Regions from separate parts of the Homo sapiens genome. Here region 2 is linked to region 1. Evidence: chromatin contacts called from ENCODE Hi-C or POLR2A ChIA-PET data. All regions are on one chromosome and are shown on one strand. The core of a region is the stretch at or near the end of the contact, and the rest is flanking DNA. Distances in the headings are between cores, read along the strand shown. Region 1 holds the start of ECSIT (ECSIT signaling integrator). Region 2 holds the start of ZNF791 (zinc finger protein 791).

What was found. Hi-C counts contacts between places; a loop is a spot of excess contacts on that map. ChIA-PET counts read pairs that join two places held with the same protein, here RNA polymerase II (POLR2A). Pooled maps may share reads with other maps.
Region 2: a pooled map shows a loop between it and region 1 (5-fold over the local background). The contact joins the promoter of ZNF791 here to the promoter of ECSIT in region 1. A Hi-C loop is called at or near these places in 6 of 50 pooled maps. POLR2A ChIA-PET finds 5 or more read pairs at or near these places in 3 of 52 experiments (GM10248, MCF 10A and naive thymus-derived CD8-positive, alpha-beta T cell).

Annotation. Positions count from the first base shown.
Region 1 is chr19:11,526,632-11,531,581 of GRCh38, reverse strand. It overlaps ECSIT (ECSIT signaling integrator), which reads left to right and starts at 2,448. Exons shown (of 8, transcript NM_016581.5): 1 at 2,448-2,520.
Region 2 is chr19:12,608,766-12,613,422 of GRCh38, reverse strand. ZNF791 (zinc finger protein 791) reads right to left here and starts at 2,503. Exons shown (of 4, transcript NM_153358.3): 1 at 2,341-2,503. The coding sequence starts at 2,343. It overlaps ZNF490 (zinc finger protein 490), which reads left to right and starts at 2,610. Exons shown (of 5, transcript NM_020714.3): 1 at 2,610-2,859; 2 at 4,221-4,265. The coding sequence starts at 2,743. RefSeq lists enhancers at 1-92, 537-606, 2,332-2,391, 2,722-2,941 and a silencer at 2,532-2,591.

The DNA of each region.
Region 1 (4,950 bases), core at 1,199-3,698:
GGATCGCAGTACCCCAGGAGTTTGAGACAAGCCTTGGTAACATATTAAGATCCCATCTCTATTTTAAAATAATAATAATAGGCCGGGCATGGTGGCTCATGCCTGTAATCCCAGCATTTTGGGAGGCCGAGGCTGGCAGATCACGGGGTCAGGAGATCAGACCATCCTGGAGAACACAGTGAAACCCCGTCTCTACTAAAAATACAAAAAAATTAGCTGGGCATGGTGGCGGGCGCCTGCAGTCCCAGCAACTGGGGAGGCTGAGGCAGGAGAATGGCGTGAGCCCAGGAGGCGGAGTTTGCAGTGAGCCGAGATCGTGCCACTGCACTCCAGCCTGGGCGACAGAGCAAGACTCTGTCTCAAAAAATAAATAAATAAATAAATAATAATAATGACTGGGCACGGTGGCTAATGCCTGTAATTCTGACACTTTGGGAGGCTGAAGCGGGAGGACTGCTTGAGCCCAGGAGTTGGAGACCAGCCTAGGCAACATGGTGAAACTCCATCTCTACTAAAAATACAAAAATTAGCCGGGTATGGTGGCATGCGCCTGTAGTCCCAGCTACTCGGGAGGCTGAGGCAGGAGAATTGCTTGAATGTGGGAAGCGGAGGTTGCAATTAGCTGAGATTGCACCACTGCACTGCAACCTGGGCGACAGAGCCAGACTCCGTCTCCAAAAATAAAATAAAATAAAATAAAATAAAATATTAAAAGACTAGTTCTGGAAGGATAAATAAGAAAACAAAAGCCATGACCACCTCAAGAGAAGGACACCAATAACTCTGAAGGCCACAGCCAGGTCAGCGACCCCATCATCTTACCCACTCCCCAGCTAAGCAGAGCTGACTCTGCTTGCTTGTAGCTGCGGGAGCCTGGCAGAGGGCAGTAGCGCTCCCAGCCGCTGCCCACGTGCCTGTCAACTTGCCAGAGAGGAGTGCTCCAGCCAAGCAGCTGATTGGCTACAGGTTTTCTCAGATTGCCCAATCACAAGAGTTCTGATGAGGTGGATGTCCTGCGGCTGCGCAGAGTCCTTGAGGCATCCTAAGGGTAGGTTCTTGCATCCTAGTCTCCATGCCAGCTCACTGCGCCACAGAGGCTGAGGGACTGCAGAAATGGGCTTATGAGGGCAGATAGCCTTCCTTCCCGGGGGACACTGTTATTGCCAATAGCCCATTTTATGTGCTTATCCACCTTAGTTATTAACAGCCTAAATCTGGTGCTTTCTGGGGGAGACCAGGAGCCCCCATTACTCAATCTCACCTCGTTTTATCCCATTTCCTCCAAAGACTCCACTCCGACCACACAGAGTCTTTGCTGTTGTTCCCAGTGCCAAAAGCGTTCCCCAGATATCCAGATGGCTCACTCACTTCCTCCGGCCTTTACTCAAAGGACACCTCACTGAGGCCTTCCTATTTATTTATTTACTGAGACGGAGTCTCACTCTGTCGCCCAGGCTGGAGTGCAGTGGTGCTATATCGGCTCGCTGCAACCTCCACCTCCTGGGTTCAAGCAATTCTCGTGCCTCAGCCTCCCGAGTAGCTGGGATCACAGGAGCACGCCACCACGCCCCACTAATTTTTATTTATTTATTTATTTTTTGAGACAGAGTCTCGCTCTGTTGCTGAGGCTGGAGTGCAGTGGTGTTATCCTGGCTCACTGCAACCTCCGTCTCCCGGGTTCAAGCGATTCTCCTGCCTCAACCTCCCGAGAAGCTGGGATTACAGGCACCCACCACCATGCCCTGCTAACTTTGTATTTTTAGTAGAGACGGGGTTTCATCATGTTGGCCAGGCTGGTCTCGAACTCCTGACCTCAGGTGATCCGCAGGCCTCGGCCTCCCAAAGTGTTGGGATTACAGGCGTGAGCCACCGCGCCCTGCCCTATTTATTTATTATTACTATTTTTAGAAACAGGGTCTCACTCTGTTGCCCAGGCTGGAGTGCAGGGGTGCAATCATGGCTCGCTGTAGCCTCGACCTCCAGGGCTCAAGCGATCCTCCCGTTTCAGCCTCCCGAATAGCTGGGACTATGAGCATGCGCCATCATGCCCAGTTAATTTTTAAATTTTTTGTAGATAAGGGGGTCTCGCTATGTTGCCCAGGCTGGTCTCGAACTTCTGGCCTCCCAAAGTGCTGGGATTACAGGCATGAGCCACCGTACCGGCCCCCTTTCACTTTTTGTTTTTTTTTAATTCATTTTCTCATTTCAGCCGCTGGGGCCTGCGACTGGATTCATAGACTATGACTCCCAAGTCCAGCCTCCCGGGCCATTTCAAGGTTCCCAGGTCTGGAGTGCGTCTTGCCTCATTAGAGGCTGGGCCTGGCTCGTTATGAGGCGGGTCCCAGATCCTTCCGCCTTCCTATTGGCCCACCTCGCGTTGTGGGCGGGACCTATTACACCAGCTTTCTTGATTTGCTACCTCCCTGGAGCTCCCTGACCCGGACGCTCTCTGGGCCAATATGGCAGCGCCCAGCAACAAGACAGAGCTGGCCTGGAGTCCGCGGCTGGCCGCGTGAGTAGGTAGGTCGCGCGCGGGTAGGCGAACGCGAACTGCTGGGCTGCAGGCGGGCCCTTCAGGACCCGGCAGCGCGAGAGGGCAGCCCTGGAGGGACCCAGCTGCAGGGCCAGGGCGCCATGACCTTTCGTAGTGGGGGCGGGGACGCGCTGGGAAAGGCCGCCTGTCTTGTGCCAGCCGCCTCACGCCCCCAGTCTCCCATTTTGCAGATGACCTCGCGAGAGGTCACGCCGCAAGTCGGCAACCGGGCAGGATTTGGAATCCGCGTCTGCCTTTTTCCCCCAAGAGACCCAGAATCCTGGCAGCCGGTTTCAAAGCTGTTGTACGTACACCATACCTCGGGGTTCAGATTTATAGGTGTTTTTTTGAAATTGAGGCTTGTTTCCGTTCAGTTGTTACTCGTTAGGCATCTGTCATATACCAGGCACTGTCCTTGGTGCTGGAGACACAGCAATGAGGAAGATAGATAAAAATCTCTCATCTCCTGGGGGAACCAGACTTTGAACAAATTAGAAATAAACGAAACAGGTGATTTCAGATACTGATAAGTTACTAAAAATGCGTTAATGGTGTCGGGAATTTCGCTTGAGCCCAGGAGTTTCGAGACCAGCCTTGGCAACATAGCAAGACCCTGTTCTCTACAAAAAATTATCTGGGCGTAGTGGTGCACGCCTGTAGTCCTAGCTACTCGGGAAGCTGAGGTGGGAGGATTGCTTGAGCCCAGGAGGTTGAGGCTGTAGTGAGCCGTGATTGTGCCACTGCACCCCAGCCTGGGCAACAGAGCAGGACCCTGTCTCCGAAACAAAAATTAATAGGGTGATGAGGGCTTTTAGAATGTGGGGAATGGGAGATGGTCAAAGAAGACCTTTCATTGAAATGACCAGAGACAGCTGTGGGCAGATCTGGAGGAAGAAAGCTCTAGACAGAGAGAAAAGCAAGTACAAAGGTTCTGAGATGGGATAAACTTAGTTTCTTTCAGAAACAGTGTAGCTGAAGCTGCCAGTGGTAGGAGTTGAGTTTAGAGGGGTAGACCCTATCTGATTTTATTTATTTATTTTTATTTTTTAGAGACAGGATCTCACTTGTTCGTCAAGCCTGGAGTGCAGTGGTGCAGTGCACTCCATAGCTCACTGCAGCCTCAAACTCCATGGCTCAAGTGATTCTCCTGCCTCAGCTTTCCCAGTAGCTGGAACTACAGGTGCACACCACCAGGTCCAGCTAATTTTTTAAAATAATTTTTGTAAAGATCGTGTCCTGCTATGTTGTCCAGGCTGGTCTTGAACTCCTGGGCTCAAGCGATCCTCCCCACTTGGACTTCCAAAGCACTAGGATTATAGGCATGAGCCACTGCTCCCTGGCTATTTATTTATTTTTAGAGACAGGATCTCAGTATGTTGCCCAGGCTAGAGTGCAGTGGCTATTCACAAGTGCAGTCATGGTTCACTGCAACCTCTAACTACTGACCTTAAAGGATCCTCCAGCCTCAGTCTCCTGAGTACCTGAGATGACAGGCATTCACCACCATGCCTGGATAATTCTTAATTTTTTTGTAGAGATGGGGTCTCTCTATGTTGCCCAGGCTGGTCTTGAATCCCTGGGCTCAAGTGATCCTCCTACCTTGGTCTCCCAAAGTGTTGGGATTACAGGCATGAGCCAGTGTGCCCAGTCTCTGATTTTAAGTGTGATATGCCGTTAGCGATTTTAGGCAGAAATCACTAATTTTAGTTGATTTATTTATTTATTTAGCGATGGAATCTCGCTCTGTCGCCCAGACTGGGGTGCAGTGGCACAATCTTGGCTCATTGCAACCTCCACCTCCCAGGTTCAAGTGATTCTCCTGCCTCAGGCTCCCGAATAGCTGGGATTACAGGTGCCTGCCACCACACCTGGCTAATTTTTGTATTTTTAGTACAGACGGGCTTTCACCATCTCGGCCAGGCTGGTCTTGAACTGACCTTGTGATCCACCTGCTTCAGCCTCCCAAAGTGCTGGGATTACAGGCGTGAGCCACAGCGCCTGGCCTAATTTTAGTTTAAAAGCTCCCTCTGGCTGGGTGTGGTGGCTCACACCTGTAATCCTAGCACTTTGGGAGGCCAAGATGGGTGGATTGCTTGAACTCAGGAGTTCGAGACCACCCTGAGCAACATGATGAAACCCCATCTCTACTAAAATACAAAAAATTAGCTGGGTGTGGTGGCACACACCTGTAGTCCCAGCTACTCGGGAGGCTGAGGCATGAGAACCAACTTGAACTGGGGAGGCGGAGGTTGCAGTGAGCCGAGATGCGCCATTGCACTCCAGCCTGGGGAACAGAGTGAGACTCTGTCTCCAAAAAAAAAAAAAAAAAGCTCCCTCTGGCCATAGTGGGGAGAACTGACTGGAGGCAGGAAGGGCAAAAGTGGGAGGCTTGATAGGTATCCAAGTCATAGATTGAG
Region 2 (4,657 bases), core at 1,254-3,753, 1.1 Mb before region 1:
TTTTTAGTAGAGACGGGGTTTCACAATGTTAGCCAGGATGGTCTCGAGCTCCTGACCTCGTGATCCGCCCTCCTTGGCCTCCCAAAGTGCTGGGATTACAGGCATGAGCCACCGTGCCGGGCCCTTAAATTCTTAAGGATTGTTCCTTAAACATCCAGCAGAAGGCCTGGCACGATGGCTCACACCTATAATCCCAGCACTTTGGGAGGCTGAGGCGGGTGGATCACCTGCGGTCCGGAGTTCGAGACCGGACTGGCCAACATGGTGAAACCCCGCCTCTACTCAAAATACAAAAAAATTAGCCGGGCATAGTGGTGTGTGCCTGTAATCCCAGGTACTTGGGAGGCTAAGGCAGGAGAATGGCTGTCAATATGCACCAATTACACTCAGTGTACCTACCTTACAGATGTGAAACTCAAATGTAATGTCTAAAAACACACCCAAGGAAACCACAATTAAAACCTCAGACATCCTCCCCTCTTCCCCTAACAGCATCTGCCTGTGGCTCCTCAGCTTCCAAGTGCGGAGGTTGCAGTAAGCCAAAATTGTGCCACTGCACTCCAGCCTGGGCAAAAGAGCAAGACTTGGTCTTTAAAAAAAAAAAAAAAAAAAAAAATCCAGCAGAATTACTTAAACACAGTGTTTACGTATAAAGGAAGCAAAAGGCCTGGCGTGGTGGCTCATGCCTGTAATCCCAGCATTTTGGGAGGCCAAGGCGGGAGGATCATGAGGTCAGGAGATCAGGAGATTGAGACCATCCTGGGAAACATAGTGAAACACTCTCTACTAAAAAAAAAAAAAAAAAATACAAAAATTAGCTGGGCGTGGTAGCTTGTGCCTGTAATCCCAGCTACTTGGGAGGTTGAGGCAGGAGAATCGCTTGAACCCGAGAGGCAGAGGTTGCAGTGAGCTGAGATCGTGTCACTGCACTCCAGCCTGGCGAGAAAGCTAGACTCCGTCTCAAAAAAAAAAGTAAATAAATAATAAATAAATAAATAAATAAATAAATAAAGGAAGGAAGCAAGAAAATTTTAAGCCATTTAACAAGAAAACCCACTATTGCTTTCAGAAAATGAGAATGTTGGGCCGGTAATAGTAGCTCATGCCTGGAATCCTAGCACTTTGGGATGCTGAGGGTGGAGGATCGCTTGAGCCCAGGAGTTCAAGATCAGCCTGAGCAACACAGCCAGACCCCATCTGTTAAAAAAAAAAAAAAGAAAATAATAATGTCAGTTAATTATTTCCATGGCAATAAATAGTTTACAAAAGTATTACTTCTATCTGAATGCTTCTAGATGTTGCAAGTTTAAGTCCTGGAATACCATCTGAAACATCAAACTAAAAGAACAGACCTGAGAAACATATTCCATGTGCTCAGGGAAAGAACAAAGAATTTTTAACAAATGTAATATTGGGATGTTTTTTGTTTTCTGAGATTCATTTCTTTTTTGCCCTTTGGAAATATTTTGTACTGTCTCTCAAGTTCTTCTGATAACATATATTTTATATTTATTGGAAAAATGACATTCGAGTGAATAAATCTTTTCAAGGTCATAAACCCAAGGCGGGACAGTGCCAATCTGAAACTGTGCTGAAAAGATAGATTACCCAGGAAAGTTTACAAAAAGGAACCTCAACGCAAAGGAGTTCCCATAGGATGTCTGTGCCCTGGAAAGGTACCAGGATGAGGGCCACAGCATTTTATGCAGATTAGTTCCAAGTGAATAATTTTTCTGATTTTTCTCTGATGTAAAATATCCACAAACAAGAAATAAATCGTTTAAAAGAGGCATCTATTGGAAAAAAGATTATTAAAATACTGCGTGTGTTTGAAATGCACCACACAGGACAAAGAGTTGGTGACGATGTTTTCCACTGGCGAGCGGAAGTAGGCGTTTGGGAATTCGGGGAGGGATCCGGAAATCTAGGGATTAATGGCCCGCCGTGGGAGGAGCTAGGCTGGGGGGACAGGGTAGTGGATTTGAGACTCTGCTTCCAACATCTTTGGAAGACTCAGGGGGAAACAGCCTTTGGGAAGAAAGAAGGGACTGGGAACCCCAGACTGTAGCTCCTCCCACACAAACCAAACACACAAGGCGGGATTCTCCCCAGGACCCTCCCGTGGTCCCTGCACGATCTGGGAAAGACGCGGGGCTGCGGGCGCGGAGTTGTCCAGAGAGGGCTCCGGGGCTGGGACCGCAGTCGCCGCGCAGGGACGGGACAGGACGCTTGGAGTTCCAGCTGCCAGCCCAGCCCCACACTGCGGCCGGAGGTGACCGTGGGGAGGCCCGGGTCCCGCGATCACGGCCGGTTCCAACTAGTCCGGCCCTGCACACTCACCATTTTCCGGCCTCGCGGGTGTCCCGGTGTTGTCCCTAAGGTTCACGGAGCCAGCGCAGGGTACAGCGCATCCGATGCAGGGGTACAGCAACCTGACGCGTCAAGGGGCCAGGAGACCCCAAGCTAAGCACAACCCGATCGCACAGTGACGTAGCACGCATTTGCGCAGCGTAGCCGTACCCTCCTTTCCGGCGCCGCCCCTGATTGGACAATTATACAGCCCCGCCCCTTTTTGTCCGAATGACAGCTAGGCAGCAGGTCTAGTAGCTAGGCAGATCTCGCTTCCGCCGGTGGGACGGAACTGGTGCCCTCCGTGGACAATTGTGTTGAAGCAGAAATTGTTCCGGATCTCGGGTCGGACACGGAAGTCTTCCTGCAGTGTTTCTGGATGCGGGGACAGGGATGCGCAGGAATTCCAGTCTCAGTTTCCAGATGGAGCGACCCCTCGAGGAGCAAGTCCAGAGCAAGTGGTCGTCTAGTCAAGGCCGCACAGGAACAGGAGGGTCTGATGTCCTCCAGGTACCAGGGGCTTGGCATAATGTTGTAAGGCCTCTCGTGGAATAGTGACCCTTGTTTATAAACAGACGGTTACCCCATCATGTGTAATAAAAAGTGTGGTTGCATTTTAATCTTTGACCATAACAGCGTTGAGGCGTCCACCTTTCTTTTCCCCACCTCCACACATTTGGCACTTTAGAAAAGGAACCCCAAGGCAGGGCTTGGTGGCGCACACCCGTAGTCCCAGCTACTGCGTGGTGGGGGCGGTGGGGGAGGTCGGGGGGTGGGTGGGCTGAGGCGGGTGGATCGCTTGACTCCAGGAGTTTGAGTTCAGTCTGGGCAACATGGCCAGAACCCATCCCAAGAAAAAAAAAAAAAGGAAAGAAAGAAAAAACAATCCGTAGGACACCCGAGCACTTGGCTCGGGTGGTAAATTGCAACCCTAACCTGGGCACAGGGACTCTTCAGACCAATCACGATCTATGAGACGTGCTCAGTAAACTGCGTTTTACTCTGGAAGGAAATGGTTTGTTTTCGTTGTTTTTTTGTTTGTTTGTTTTTAGTTTAAGCATGTTTTTATTGCTTTTCATTTTTATTTTTATTTTTGTAGATTTATGGTTACAAATGCACTTGTGTTACGTGGATATATTTCATAGTGGCGAAGTCTGGCTTTTAGTGCACCCATCACCCAAAGAGTGTATATTGTACCCAATAGGTAATATTTCATCCCTCATCCCCCCTCTCTGTCCAACCTATTGGCATCTCCAGTGTCTATTATTCCATTCTGTATGTCCATGTTTACCCATTGTTTAGCTCCCACTTATATGTAAGAAGATGCAGTTTTTGACTTTCTGTTTTTGCATCATCGCACTTAGGATAATGGCCTCCAGTTCCATCCGTGTTGCTGTAAAGTGGAAGGAAATTTATCTCAAATAAGTTTTCTAAAGTGTCCCTACAGAACTTGGAAAGACCAAGAGCCCAAAACCAGCCTGGGCAACATAGCGAGACCCCATTTCTCAAAAAATTTTTAAAAATTAGCTGGGTATGGTGTTCACCTGTAGTCCTAGCTCCTTCGGAGGCTGAGGCAGAAGGATCTCAAGGCTAAGAGTTTGAGGTTACAGTGAGCCAAGATTGTGCCACTGCATTCCAGCCTGGGAGAGAGAGAGACTGTCTCTAAATTTTTTTTTTAAAGTAGAAACATATTTCATTTTTCCCATTATAGAGGAGACAGTGTAATCTTGAAAACTCCCATGATCCACCCTTCTGGTAGCTCTGTGTGTACAGGTAGATGCAGGGGGAACAATGCTTCCAAGGCTGTCAAAGGTCATGTTTAGTTCTAAATTGCTGAAACTCACAAAATGCATCCTCTTGTTTCTAATTAGATGCAGAACAGTGAACACCATGGACAAAGCATCAAGACTCAAACTGTAAGTGAGATCGCTACCTGTCAGCGTGGCTACCTTCCTTGTTTATAATGACCATTTGGGTCTGTCCTTCTATGACCTCTTTGTGGGGGGGTCTTTCGGGTCTTTGTGAAGGCACTCCCATAGTCAAGGCCAATAACCAGGCTCTCAGGTATGTCCTGTTCATTGCCCTCACCCTGTACTTCCATTGTCCCTTACCTTCATTGGCCATCCCAACACAGCCACCTGCATCCTTTGGAATATCACATTTGGGCTGGGTGCAGTGGCTCATGCCTGTAATCCTGGCACTTTGGGAGACTGAGGTAGGAGGATTGCTTGAGTTCAGGAGTTTGAGACCAGTGTGGGCAATGTAGTGAGACTCTGTCTCTACAAAAAATAAAAAAAATGGCTGGGTG